2 separate regions of the Homo sapiens genome follow, and region 1 is linked to region 2. Evidence: chromatin contacts called from ENCODE Hi-C or POLR2A ChIA-PET data. All regions are on one chromosome and are shown on one strand. Each heading gives the region's core, a stretch centred on a gene start or an enhancer-like site at or near the end of the contact. The rest is flanking DNA. Distances are from core to core; before and after follow the strand shown. Region 1 holds the start of LEMD3 (LEM domain containing 3). Region 2 holds the start of PRANCR (progenitor renewal associated non-coding RNA).

Region 1 (6,430 bases), core at 240-2,739, 5.1 Mb before region 2:
TACAGGCGCCTGCCACCACGCCCGGCTAATTTTTTTGTATTTTTAGTAGAGACGGGGTTTCACCATGTTGGCCAGGCTGGTCTCAAACTCCTGACCTCGTGATCCGTCCCCTGACCCCCGCCCCCCGCCCCGCCTCCCAAAGTGCTAGGATTACAGGCGTGAGCCACCGCGCCCGGCCGTATTTATGCTTTTGACTAACGTTTTTCTGTACAGGTGTATAGGGTAATGTAATAGGTAAAATAACTCATTCAACAACAAAAAATTATTGTAGTATTTTGTAGCTACTAGGATTGAAGTACTAAAGAATTGTCTGTCTGCCAAGGTTTGGGGAAATGGGAAAATGGGACAAGATCTTCACCACATGGGGCACATTTCACCTCTCTGGGATTCATTTCCTATTCTGTAAATGGCAGAGTTGGGGTTCCAGGTCTTGTCCTTGTTTTTTTGACTTTGTGTGAAGGTTTCTCCACCTCACCTGGCACTAGTCTTATTTCAAAATATTCATCTCATACTATCCTCTCTTTGCAATTCTTTAATTCATTCAACAAATATTTATTGAGCTTCTACTAGTATTGTGAGTAACAGAAGCAAGGTTCCTCCACACATGGAGCTTATTATAGTCCAAAAGGATAGGACAATAAATAATTTTGAAAGTAAACAAATATTTATTAATAACTGATAAATAACTATTGGTTGGAAAGGTGCTAAGAAGGAAATAAATAGGATCATGTGTTATGTCTCTGAGAGTCTTAGAATGAAGCAGACAAGCTCTTTCACTTTCAAGTGCTGACGTAGTAAAGTCATTAGGTTTCAAAAAAGGAAAAAAAGATAATATCTTACAATTAACTAATGAATGAACAGCCATTACGCTAGAAGAAAATTGTATTGTGATTGGTGTACTCCGTATCTTCTCAGAATGAGAGAGGTGAGGCTTCTCAAAAAGAGCAGCGAGAGAAAGTCACTTAAAAATTTTTTTTTTTTGGTAGGTCAAGCTAAAGACGAACTGAAAATAGACAACCTGAAGTCAGACGGGAAAGCTGCCAATCTAGTCTGGCCAGCAGAATTTCTTTCAGTAGGTCTAGGCTCCCTCGGCATTGGGAATCCAGATGTAAAGAAAACTTACGCCATAAACTTCAAGGTAGATTTCAGTTATTACTGCCCGGTGGCAGGAACCTAGGAAGGTGAGGTCAAGGTGTGGTTTAGTAAGAGACAGCTCCCGGGAACGGCACTTGGAAGGGCAGGGCGGAGAACAGCTGGAGATGAGATAGAGAGCAGGGGGAGAATGCGCCGACACCTCAAGGTGAGAGAGTAGAAACAGTCTCCGCCGTGGGAGCCGCGCGCTGCTCAGGTGGCTCTTTCCCGCTCAGGTGAGCTCCTCCCGCGCCTCCCATTGGCCGAGATGCCCGCGGCGCTGGGAGGGCGACGCAGCGCGGTCTAGTTCAGGGTCTAGGGCGGCGCGTCACTTCCGGTAGCGCGGAGCTTGTAAAACACCCTGGAGAGAAAATGGCGGCGGCAGCAGCTTCGGCGCCTCAGCAGCTCTCGGATGAGGAGCTTTTCTCTCAGCTCCGCCGTTACGGCCTGTCTCCCGGACCAGTGACGGAGAGCACCCGCCCGGTCTACCTCAAGAAGCTGAAGAAGCTTCGAGAGGAAGAGCAGCAACAGCACCGGTCAGGGGGCCGCGGCAACAAGACGCGGAACAGTAATAACAATAACACGGCAGCCGCCACGGTCGCAGCCGCGGGACCAGCGGCGGCGGCGGCCGCGGGGATGGGGGTCCGGCCGGTCTCGGGCGACCTCTCCTACTTACGGACTCCTGGGGGCCTGTGCCGAATCTCGGCCTCTGGCCCAGAGAGCCTCCTGGGAGGGCCCGGGGGCGCCTCCGCCGCCCCCGCGGCTGGCAGCAAAGTGCTGCTGGGCTTCAGCTCGGACGAGTCGGACGTGGAGGCCAGTCCCCGGGACCAGGCCGGCGGCGGCGGGAGGAAAGACCGGGCTTCGCTCCAGTACCGCGGGCTCAAAGCGCCGCCGGCGCCCCTGGCCGCCAGCGAGGTGACTAACAGCAACTCTGCAGAGCGAAGGAAGCCCCACTCGTGGTGGGGGGCCAGGAGGCCGGCGGGCCCCGAGCTGCAGACCCCGCCGGGGAAAGATGGAGCAGTGGAGGACGAGGAAGGGGAGGGAGAGGACGGTGAGGAGAGGGACCCGGAGACCGAGGAGCCGCTCTGGGCGAGCCGGACCGTGAATGGCAGCCGGCTTGTCCCCTACAGCTGCCGGGAAAACTATTCGGACTCAGAGGAAGAGGACGACGACGACGTGGCCTCCAGCAGACAGGTATTAAAGGACGACTCCCTTTCCCGGCATCGGCCCAGACGAACCCATAGTAAGCCTCTCCCCCCGCTGACTGCTAAATCGGCCGGCGGCAGGCTGGAGACTTCAGTTCAGGGAGGGGGAGGACTCGCGATGAATGACAGGGCGGCGGCTGCCGGGAGTCTAGACAGGAGCCGAAACCTCGAAGAGGCGGCGGCCGCGGAGCAGGGAGGAGGGTGTGATCAAGTGGACTCCAGCCCCGTTCCTAGATACCGTGTTAACGCTAAGAAACTGACCCCTCTCCTGCCCCCGCCACTTACTGACATGGACTCAACCTTGGATTCGTCAACAGGCTCCCTTCTGAAAACCAATAATCATATTGGCGGTGGGGCCTTCAGTGTGGACTCCCCCAGGATTTATTCTAACAGTCTCCCTCCCAGTGCGGCGGTGGCCGCCTCTAGTTCACTCAGGATCAATCACGCCAATCATACGGGCTCCAATCATACCTACCTGAAAAACACATACAACAAACCGAAGCTTTCCGAACCCGAAGAGGAACTTCTCCAGCAATTTAAACGGGAGGAGGTGTCCCCAACAGGGAGTTTCAGTGCCCACTACTTGTCGATGTTTCTCTTAACTGCTGCCTGCTTATTTTTCCTAATACTGGGACTGACTTACCTAGGAATGAGAGGGACAGGAGTATCTGAGGATGGAGAACTCAGCAGTAAGTATTAAATCCTGTGGGTAAGGTAACAAAGAGAATGTTGTTAGTGGTCCGCTTTAGCCGCGCTTAGCGTTTTACATGAAGTGACTTACCTGCAAGAATATGGTTTAACAGCAAAAACGCAACAGTGCGTGCATGTGTCATCTTTCTTAAAGAACACCATTATCGAAATGATGTCATATGGCTGGTTTTAAAAGTTTTCTGCATGATGTATTGTGAAATTCAAAACAATTTTTAAAAGAATATTATAAGCTTGTTAGTAAAACTCATTTGTATATGTGACAATTCTCTTTTAGCCCTGAAAGACTATTTGCGCAGATGCCAGTTACTTAACAAATTTGAAGTATTAGGATAAGGCACATTATAAATGTAGTGTTTTTCCAAATTGAGTTGTGATTCTAATAGGCAATGTAATAGCTCTTGAAATTCGAATTATTTTATAATATTAACTGTATGCATAAATTCGGATTAAATATTTTGTGGTATTAACTGTATGTATAATTTCTTTATAGTGAATGAATATAAAAAAGCAGCAAGGCACACCTCTTAATTTATTTCCCAGCCCAAAGCACTTTCCCTATCATCTGTACAAAAAGTAGTGGTAGGGCAGTGCAGGAGCTTGCAGTCAGATTTCCTTGGATTGGTTTCCAGGTCCTACTATTTACTTGCTAAATGACTGTAGGCAGGTGTGTTCATTGTCATAATCAAAGTATCTCTGCCCTTAAACACAAAAAGAAGATGAATACAGACCATTTTGTGTTCTCTGAAGGAAATAAAGATGAGTAATTGGCGTACACAACTTTATTTTTTTTCCTTTTTTAAAAAAATTTACCAGACTACACTGACGTAGGTGTACACTACTTTAGATTGAACGGAGGAGGTACTATTTGAGGTGAGACCTGAAGCAGAAGGAGACAGCCTTGTGGAGAAACAGTAGACCATTCTGAGCAGAGATTAAGGCCTTGAGTTGAGCAAGAGCCTTCTTGTAGGTTAGAGTGGTTAAGCACCTTGAGCAAAGGGGAGAGAGTCAGAGTTAAAGCTTCTGAACTTTCCTAATCTATAAGATGAGGCCTCTATTGACTAGAATGTTTGTGAAGATTAAAAGAGAAAGTAAATTAGGACAAAATGGACTTCTGAATACATAATTTCTCAGTGTTAGGTCCCTCTCTGCATTCTCCCTGAAGGCTTCCTACTCTTTTCACCCAAGATGAATTCACTGTATTTTTATTTGTATTTATAAAATTGGCTTATTAGTTTTATTTCAAAATAGAGTGAAAGATGCAGTTAGCCAACTCAGATAAAGAGTAGGAGTCAAAATAATGTAAGCTTAGATTTAGATATAGCCAATTCCGAGACAGTCAAATAATAGATTTTTACTCTGTTGCTTAATTACAGGGGTTGAAACAAGAATGAAATTCAGCTCTCACTTTAGTTTATTCCCTGGGAGCATGAGTGTATTGTGTCCTGCCCCAAATATTTGGGAGAAAAAAAATAAGGGCACACTAGAAGTTAAACAAGTAAAAGTTCACATAAATTAAATGACATTACCTATCAGCAGTAGCTATCTGCATCTGTGTCTCTAACAACTATAAGATCTGGCCTTTTTCTTTTCTTTTTTTTTTTTTTTAGACAGAGTCTAGCTCTGTCGCTAGGCTGGAGTGCAGTGGCACAATCTCTGGTCACTGCAACCTCCGCCTCCTGGGTTCAAGTGATTCTCCTGCCTCAGCCTCCCAAGTAGCTGGGACTACATGCGCGTGCCGCCACACCTGGCTAAATTTTTTTTGTATTTTTAGTAGAGACAGGGTTTCACCATGTTAGCAGATCTGGCCATTTTCTAAGAGCTAATTGCTTTACACCTATTGTACCATCTAATCTTCCCAGCAACTCACAGAAGCAGGTGGTGGTATCCTCATTTTTGGATGAGGATGATACTAAGTTAAGAAATGCACTGAGTGTTGAACAGTTAGTAGTAGGGCTAAGATTTGGTTTCAGATTTTATTTCCAACTAGAAAGACCATTTTAACACTGTTTTGGTTATTGTTTGTAGAGAGCTTTCTAAATAAGTGGGTACCTTTATTATGATTAAGAAAGTAATTGACTATTTGGTAGGATTTCATACAGAATTATTGATAAGCACAATTCTCAGTTAAGGTGACTTTCACATCTTTCTCATCAGTGTTAAGATGAATGACTAATGTGGTGTACTAAAAGTTCAGGTAGAATAGGATAGGAATGCTAGGATTTTGGTACTCTTCACCTTCACTGATAAGGAAGGAAGGAAATTATATTTACATTTTAGTAAATGGTAAATGTGAAGTAATCTGGGCGTTGGAAAGAACAATGGCTAAGAAGTAGAGGATCTAGGTTCTAGGACTTGTCTGAATGACTGTGGTCAAGCTCCTTAATCTCTGAGCCTCATTTTTATATACTAAATGGAAGTAATAATATCTGCTGTCTCTGGGTTTGTTTGTGAGGGTCAGGTGAGACAGTGTGTTAAACATAAGGTGGTATTATTCAGAAATTTGGACAAAATTTGTTGTATTCCTGGTAAACTACAGTATATCTAGAGAGATAAATAGTTAAGACATTTCTATAAATGACATAGTATAGTGCATTTCTTAACCTAACATTTGATTTTTATCCCATTAAATATACATTATAGAAATTAATACAGAAATTTGAATCAAAGTATAATGAATCCTTAAATGTATGATACACTTGATGTATTGTATGTCTACCCTGTGGAAAGAAGTGCCTGCTAACTTCAGTTAGTCTGCACACCTAACAGTGTTAGGGTATCAAGAGTGAATAATATTTTCACTCCATATATATATACACACACATACATACACGTATTCCATATCCTTTGTTATATTATGATGCTTTAACTGTAGAGTTCATTGGTCAAATAGTATGCTTAGGGAAATACGTTTACTTTGAGTAATAGTTTTCACCAGAAGATTGTAGGTTATATGTGAGAGTAACTTTTAGGAGGCTTTTATTATTTAAATTACATATAACATATAGTAGATTAGTCTTTTAAATTGTTCTTAATCATATAGTCTTTGAAACTTTTTCATCAATGCCCTATTTTTTTATTAATTAAATTGCTATAAGTCTCTTCTTCCTCATCTATAAAACTAGGGGGTTGGATTAGATGATCCCTAAGCTCTTTCCAGCTCCAAGATTTAAGATTTTAACTTTGAACTGCCATACCAAAACAACTCAAGGATCAACCTGCAATCAGAGTAGTCGCTTGTTCCACAGGTGATTAGATCATTATAGCCCACCAAACGAAAATAGAGAAGCAGAATAGATTGACTGTCCTAGGCTCGTATGATCATTATTAATTTTTTTTTCAATTACAAAAGACATGACTTCTGCAGAAAGTTTGAATAGAGATGA
Region 2 (6,362 bases), core at 2,878-5,377:
AACATACACTCTCAGCAATATAAGCAGCCCTGTTTCTCTGAATCCTTGCCAGTATTATCAAGAAATAACCACTTGTTAAAATAGTGCCTGAAGACTAAATTAATGTTTAACATGTTTTGTCACTCATAAGTTGGGCTTACTATTAAACTTTTAACTGTTATAGTATTACCATTCAAAGCTTACACATATTTAAGATGAAGAAACTGAGGTCTAGTAAATTATAATTCAGACCCCTTTTAGTGTGAATTTTAGCCCTGGATATACTGCAGTGCAGTCTTTTTTTTTTTAACTTGTACTAGCCTTACAGATTTCCCAGAAAAAGGTAGACATCTTCTTTATTAAGTTGGAGGTCAGGAATATCCTATTAGTTTAGTACTGTTTTTCCTGTTTCCTAGATTGGATTTTACAAATTTTGTGTTAAGGATATCTGTTGACATTTACTCATTTATTATTTAAAAAGTCTAGCTAATCTTGGATAAGAATTTTGTTGATTCATTCACTCACTAATTTAACAGCATTTATCTAATGCCTACCATGTGTGAAGGATAAAGTAGTGGAAAAAAACAGGTGTAGTTTATATTTTTGTAGGGTGAAGGGAGGTAGAAAATAAACAGTGAATAAACAAGATAATGATAAATTATAAATGCTATTAAGAAAATAGAGGGGCACGTGATTGACAGAGAATAAATGGGAACGTGAGCTATTTTAGATACGGTGGCCAGGGAAGGCCTGTCAGAGATATTTGGGTTAACCTGAAGGAAGAGAATGAGTCAGCCATATCCAAGACAGAAGACCACATCCCAGGCAGAAAAAAAATAAATAAATAAAAAATAAAAAGCAAGTGCAAAGGCCCTGAGACAGAGTATCAGGTAAGATTAAATTCAGTTGAGAACAAGAGACTCCAAAATAGTGGCTTTAATAATATAGACATTTACGACTGCAGGGCTAGCATGGTGCTCTGATCCATAAAGTTCTCACAGACCCTGGTTTCCACCAGTTTAGTTTTGCCATCCCTAGAATGAGAGAACTTGCATGAGGCACAAATTGGCAGCTACAGTTCTAAGCCATCACATCTATATTCCACGGTACAGGATAAAGGAAAAGCCGCATTGAAGGTGTGCACCAACTATCTTTTAAGGATGGTTTTACAAGTGTGCCACATGATATACTGCTTACATCCCATCAGCCAGCACTATTACATGGCTACAAGGAAGGCTGCAAAATATAGTCTTTGTTCTGGGTAGCCATGTATCCATGTCTATTACTATGAAAAAAATGGAGGAATTTTTGGGGACAACTAACAGACTCTGCTACAGACTAGAAAAAGCACAGCCCACGACAGAAAGGAGGCAGTAAGAAGGGTGAGAACAACTTCCTGTGCTGCTTCCTGGGAAGATGGAGAAGTGGGCAGGAGCCAGATTATGCAGTCTTGAAGGCTATGGTAAGGAATTCCGATTTCATTCTGTGTGCATAAGGAAGCTATTGGAGGGTTTTAAACAAGGGAGTGACATAACCTAATAACATTTTTTAAGTGATTGCTTTGGTTGGTATATAGAGAATGGTTTAAATGGGAAAATATTCATGAGGGTACAGATAGAAAGTGATAGCAACTAGTGTGGTTATTGCTGTGGTCCAGCAACAGATGATGGTGGCTCCCAAGGGTTGTACCAGTGGAAGTGATAAGTAGCTAAATTCAGAATGTATTTGTCAGGAAGAACTGATGGTACTGTCTGATGAGTTGTATGAGTGTGAAGAATCAGAAAATTCCAAGTTTTATGCCTGAGCAAATAAGTGAATGGTGGTACTATTTATGAAAATCAGGAATTCTAAAGGAGCAGCAGATTTAGGGAATGAACAAAGGGGATTCAAATGTTGTTTCAGACACATTAGAGAAGCCTGTCCTTTTTATCCCTTGCCATGGCAAAATTTTCAATACCATCCATATTTTTCTAAAAATGGGTGGCCTCCTTCTTCTACAAGTTATACACAAACTCATTCTTCCCTTAATAGGGTATTTTTTTTCCCTCAACGTCTGTAATTTTTAAATAAAGTGTACAGAGAATTTAACATAATACATATTTTGGAAATATACAAAACATGTGCCTATTAGTAAGGACTACTTTTCAGGTAAAAGTAAGAAAATCTAGTAAGATAGTTAAAAGAAACCAAACTACCAAATGGGCAAACTTAATCAACATTACCAATAAAGATGAACTTTTTGATGCAACAGGACAATTTAAAAAATATACCATCTATTGGTAAGAACTCTTACTATAAGAATTCTTACTATACAAGCCTTTAACAAATGCTAGCTCATTAAATACCTAGAGTACCCTCTAAGGTAGGTATTAAAAATTTTTTAACAAATTTATAATAGATTTGGCACAAATAATAGGACAATTAAAGGCTTGTTCTTCAACCCGGCTTAAAGTGAATTCATCCTAAACAAATAGGTGTTCAGTGAGAGTCAAAGTAAGTAGTATCAAATATTGAAAGTAATAGTATCAGTGTATTTTCTCCTAACACTCCTAACCCACACATTTATTATGAAAATGTTTGTTGTTCTATCTCTTCCAGTAAAATACTCAAGGTAATAAAACTCTCATATCAGACTTACACCCTCTGGAAGTCATTCCATAGAGGTATATTCAATCTTTTAACACACCATCTTATGGTTGAAGATGTTAACATGAGAAGGAGGAGAAAGCAGGAAGAGGAAGGGACTATTTGCAGAAGACGGGGAGAAAGAAAGGAAAGACACTAGTATGTGTTGTTCCTCCTCGAATTTTCCTGAAGTGAAAAAAAAACAGTGAAGTAGAGTGTTTGATGAAATGAATAACCAAGCAAAACATTTTCTACCTACACCAGTACCACTAGGAGTTGAAATAAATTCACACAATGTCTGCTGATATGTCAAAACACCTTACCTTCAAAAACATGACAGTTACCTTTTATTTTATAGTATGCTTGTGTTTCTTCCTATTTCTTGCTTTTGACCTTCAATGATAAATGTAAACTGGATTACAGTGATTCTTTTGTAAGTAAAAGGTGACTTTTTAAAAGAAACAACCAATGGAAATAGAAATTTTATTTACTTCAAATTAACTGTACTTTACTCAAATAGAAAAGAATAATTTTCACATTATGAAGCTACACAATTCCAAAATACACATGCTGAGGCTCTTTTTAAGTCCGAATTGTCTAGTAATTACAAAAAAGTGAAGAGTTTACAGATATACAAGGAAATAAAGGCGAATTATTGCAAAGAAAACAAGTTTAATTTCACTTTGAATGACAACGATTTTTCTGGAAAGCAGATACTTCACTCCTTTAAGTTTCCACCCAAGCCACAATAATTTCAAACGGTCTTGCGGATGACCCAGCTGGTCACTCTTGTTTATGTGGGGACTGGAGGTAATGAGAGCCAAAAAAAGTGCTATAAACCTAATTTGGCTAGAGCAAGTTCACACGACACGACCGTGCTTTAAAAACTTGCTCTCCATTATGTACTTCCTTCCATCAGGTTGGGGAAAAAAAAATGGTGGGGATGGTGAGTAAACACACCAGTGGTTTCATCAGAGGGGAACTCACTACTCAGGAGGTGACGGTGACGTGGTGCCGGTCCCTGAAGTACGCGCACAAGCTCCGGAGGTTGCGGGAGCTGAGGGAGGAAACAGGGACACGATCAGATTCGCTCCAGGTGGCGGGAGTGAGGAGGGGAGGAGTGACGAGGCGGACGTGCGGGGGCGGGGGTGTCCAACACAAACACAAACACAAACACGAACACGAACACGCTCAGCGTCCCCGGGGAGGGCGGACTGAAGCCACCTCACCATTCATCGCCCCTGGACCCCGCAGTCCCCCTCGGACTCAGGGCCAGAGCCTTCTGCGAAGCAACCTAGCCCCAGGGAAACGGTAGCGGCCGCAGAAGCCCCGCTCTCTGTAACGGCCGCGGAGGAGCAGCAAGCCTCCCTGTGAGTCGGTGGGAGACAAGACGGAGCGGCGGTAAGGGCGGTAGGGAAGTGAAGCGCCTCTCTCCACCTTGTTAGAAGCGCGCTGAAAGCGGCCTGCCTACCCACCCCATCGCTGCCGTTTTGCAGTCGTCGCTCCCACCTTCCGCTGCCGCCTGGAGGGAAGCCGGAGCGACGGGGGTCACGGCGGCGGTCAGAGGGTAAAGGTCTTGCTCCCAGCAGCCTCCGCGGTGGATACGTCGCCATCTTGGATCCGCGGGACAAGAAAATTCATGCGGTGAGTTTTTGGTAAATTTTCGGAAGTCTGGCAGCGGGGCGCGCGGCGGGGGCGGCAGATTCGGGGCCCCCGCAAGGCGGGGGAATGCCCCGGGGCCGGTCCGGTCGCGCCCAGGGTCCGCCGGTAGCGTCCCGGCCCACCGCTTCCCGTTGCTTTTGTCTCGGCTCCAATCGAGAGACGGAGAGCGGAGCGGGCGGGGAGGGGGGTGGCGGCGGTGGAGGGAGGGAGGGGGTGTGTATGGGGGTGGTGGTGGACCGGACGTAAAGCGTCGCTGTACTCGGGCCGCTGCAGCAGCAGCAGCTCCAGATCCTAGGCCCGGTCCCATCCGCGAGTGGTGGGGCTTCCCCAGACTCCACTCCCCTAGGCTCCCGCCAGCGCGGAGGAGCCGCTGCCGCCGCGCTGCTTCCTGGGGGAGAAGAGAAGGCGGCAGCGGCCGTGGCCGTGGCCGACGAGCTCGAGCCCGCTTTAGACGGCTCTGCCGCCTTCCCGGCAGCTGGTGCTGTCTGTGGCTTCTTACCTTCTCTCAATACACGTATATCATCTGCCAGTTATGTGTATTTCTGTTAGTGTGTTTGCAAGTGTCAGATGGGAGACACTGGACTGGCTAACGGGTGTCAGGATCCTGCAGGCCCTGGGATACCGAAGGCTGTGCATGGTGGAGGGAGAAGGAATGCAACTGCGATGCCGCCTCTGCCACCGCACCAGGAAGGTGAAGCTTCCGTAGTGTCGTAGACTGAGTCCGGATGATCCTGGGGCGGCGGAGGAACCACAGACGCTTCTGTCTGTGAAGTTGCAAGTCCTGGGTTTCTACTTCCGCAGGGGCCTCTCCACCTTTTGCTGTCGTAGGTCTCGCTTAAAAGTTTAACAGAAGAAAAGAGTAGGGTTAAAAGAGGCCTTTGTAGTTCTTCATTGAAGCACTGTTGTCTGTCCGGGTGAAAGCTGATAACTCTTGGTAACTGTGGTCCTTAGCAAAAGAGAATTGGAGTTTTCTTTTATACAAAGTATTTCCAAGGTTTTAGACCTTATATTTATTCCAGGCCTGTAGGTACGGTATTACTACCACAAAAGTCTTACATTAAGGGTACCACCCTCTCAGAGGGAACCTAAACATCAACTTCCTTCGAATCCTTGGAGACATCTTCACTTTTCAACATCCGGAAGACTGAGTGCAACATATTTTGTTTCATTTTCATAAAAGTCTTGGTCAGAGAATCCCACTCCTTTTAAAATCGTTTGGGCAATTCCTCATAATTAAGTACACTGCTTTGAACCCTTAGTTCTTGGCGAAATGGTAAAAAGTACTCAGTTAAAATCAGTTCACGAGGGAGGCCAACTTGAATTTAAGGTTCAAAGTTGAACATATTTAGTGTCATGCTTAATATTAGGAATTTTTAGAGCTCGGAATCATAAGTGTGACTGTTGATTTCCCTTTTGAAGCAATATAAATGGAAAGAATAAAGTATGGGGTGAGGGATGAGATAGAAATTTTAAAGTATCCATTTACATGCAAGGTTGATGTTGAGTTTGGGAATGCTTGGCATAATTGACAACAGTTCTTTCCAAACGTCAATGAATAAATCTCACAATTTTGTAAGGTAACTATTGCAGATTGAAAGGGTTAAGAATCATAGTTGGCTGAAATGGTTAAGTGTCTATATTCACATCCCAGTTCATTGAAATGTTTTATAATGGACCAAGATAATTAGTAAGCTCTGTATGTTGAATTTGTTTAGTTTGTAGTTCTATTATAATGTTAAATCTAAAGAAAAAAATACAAAATACACTTAAAGACAAAACATGTTCCACTCTACTCACTTATTTCTTGACTTTGTAAGATCCTTACTGTAAAAAAGGTACTTTTCTCTCATATTTTCTGAGAGCTTGAATTGTAATAATTTTTGTGAATACTTTGTATTTTAGAGAGGAAGTGAGAAACTGCTGAAGTTTTTTTTGCATCTTGATTAGTGCTTTATCAATACAAATAAGTTAATGTAAACATTTGTTGGCAGGAATCTTTTTCTAAGTATACAATGTAGAGATATCTGTAACCTAATCTGATCTCAGGGAATGAGAATTGCCTGTTTAACCAAGCAACAAATACAGCCTATACAATT

Evidence for each region. Hi-C counts contacts between places; a loop is a spot of excess contacts on that map. ChIA-PET counts read pairs that join two places held with the same protein, here RNA polymerase II (POLR2A). Pooled maps may share reads with other maps.
Region 1: a pooled map shows a loop between it and region 2 (19-fold over the local background). The contact joins the promoter of LEMD3 here to the promoter of PRANCR in region 2. A Hi-C loop is called at or near these places in 1 of 168 maps with a recorded cell type or tissue (naive thymus-derived CD4-positive, alpha-beta T cell) and 10 of 50 pooled maps. POLR2A ChIA-PET finds 5 or more read pairs at or near these places in 1 of 52 experiments (activated T-cell).

What each region holds. Positions count from the first base shown.
Region 1 is chr12:65,168,094-65,174,523 of GRCh38, forward strand. It overlaps LEMD3 (LEM domain containing 3), which reads left to right and starts at 1,490. Exons shown (of 13, transcript NM_014319.5): 1 at 1,490-3,025. The coding sequence starts at 1,504. It overlaps LOC124902953 (a long non-coding RNA gene), which reads right to left and starts at 1,323. Exons shown (of 2, transcript XR_007063349.1): 1 at 1,124-1,323. RefSeq lists enhancers at 1,008-1,067, 1,253-1,825, 1,508-1,657, 2,568-2,647 and silencers at 1,778-1,987, 2,371-2,574.
Region 2 is chr12:70,239,233-70,245,594 of GRCh38, forward strand. It overlaps PRANCR (progenitor renewal associated non-coding RNA), which reads right to left and starts at 4,128. Exons shown (of 5, transcript NR_120460.1): 1 at 4,080-4,128; 2 at 3,592-3,661; 3 at 2,949-2,997. It overlaps CNOT2 (CCR4-NOT transcription complex subunit 2), which reads left to right and starts at 4,201. Exons shown (of 16, transcript NM_014515.7): 1 at 4,201-4,248. RefSeq lists enhancers at 3,487-4,686, 3,861-4,060, 4,791-4,930 and silencers at 3,620-4,159, 4,231-4,490.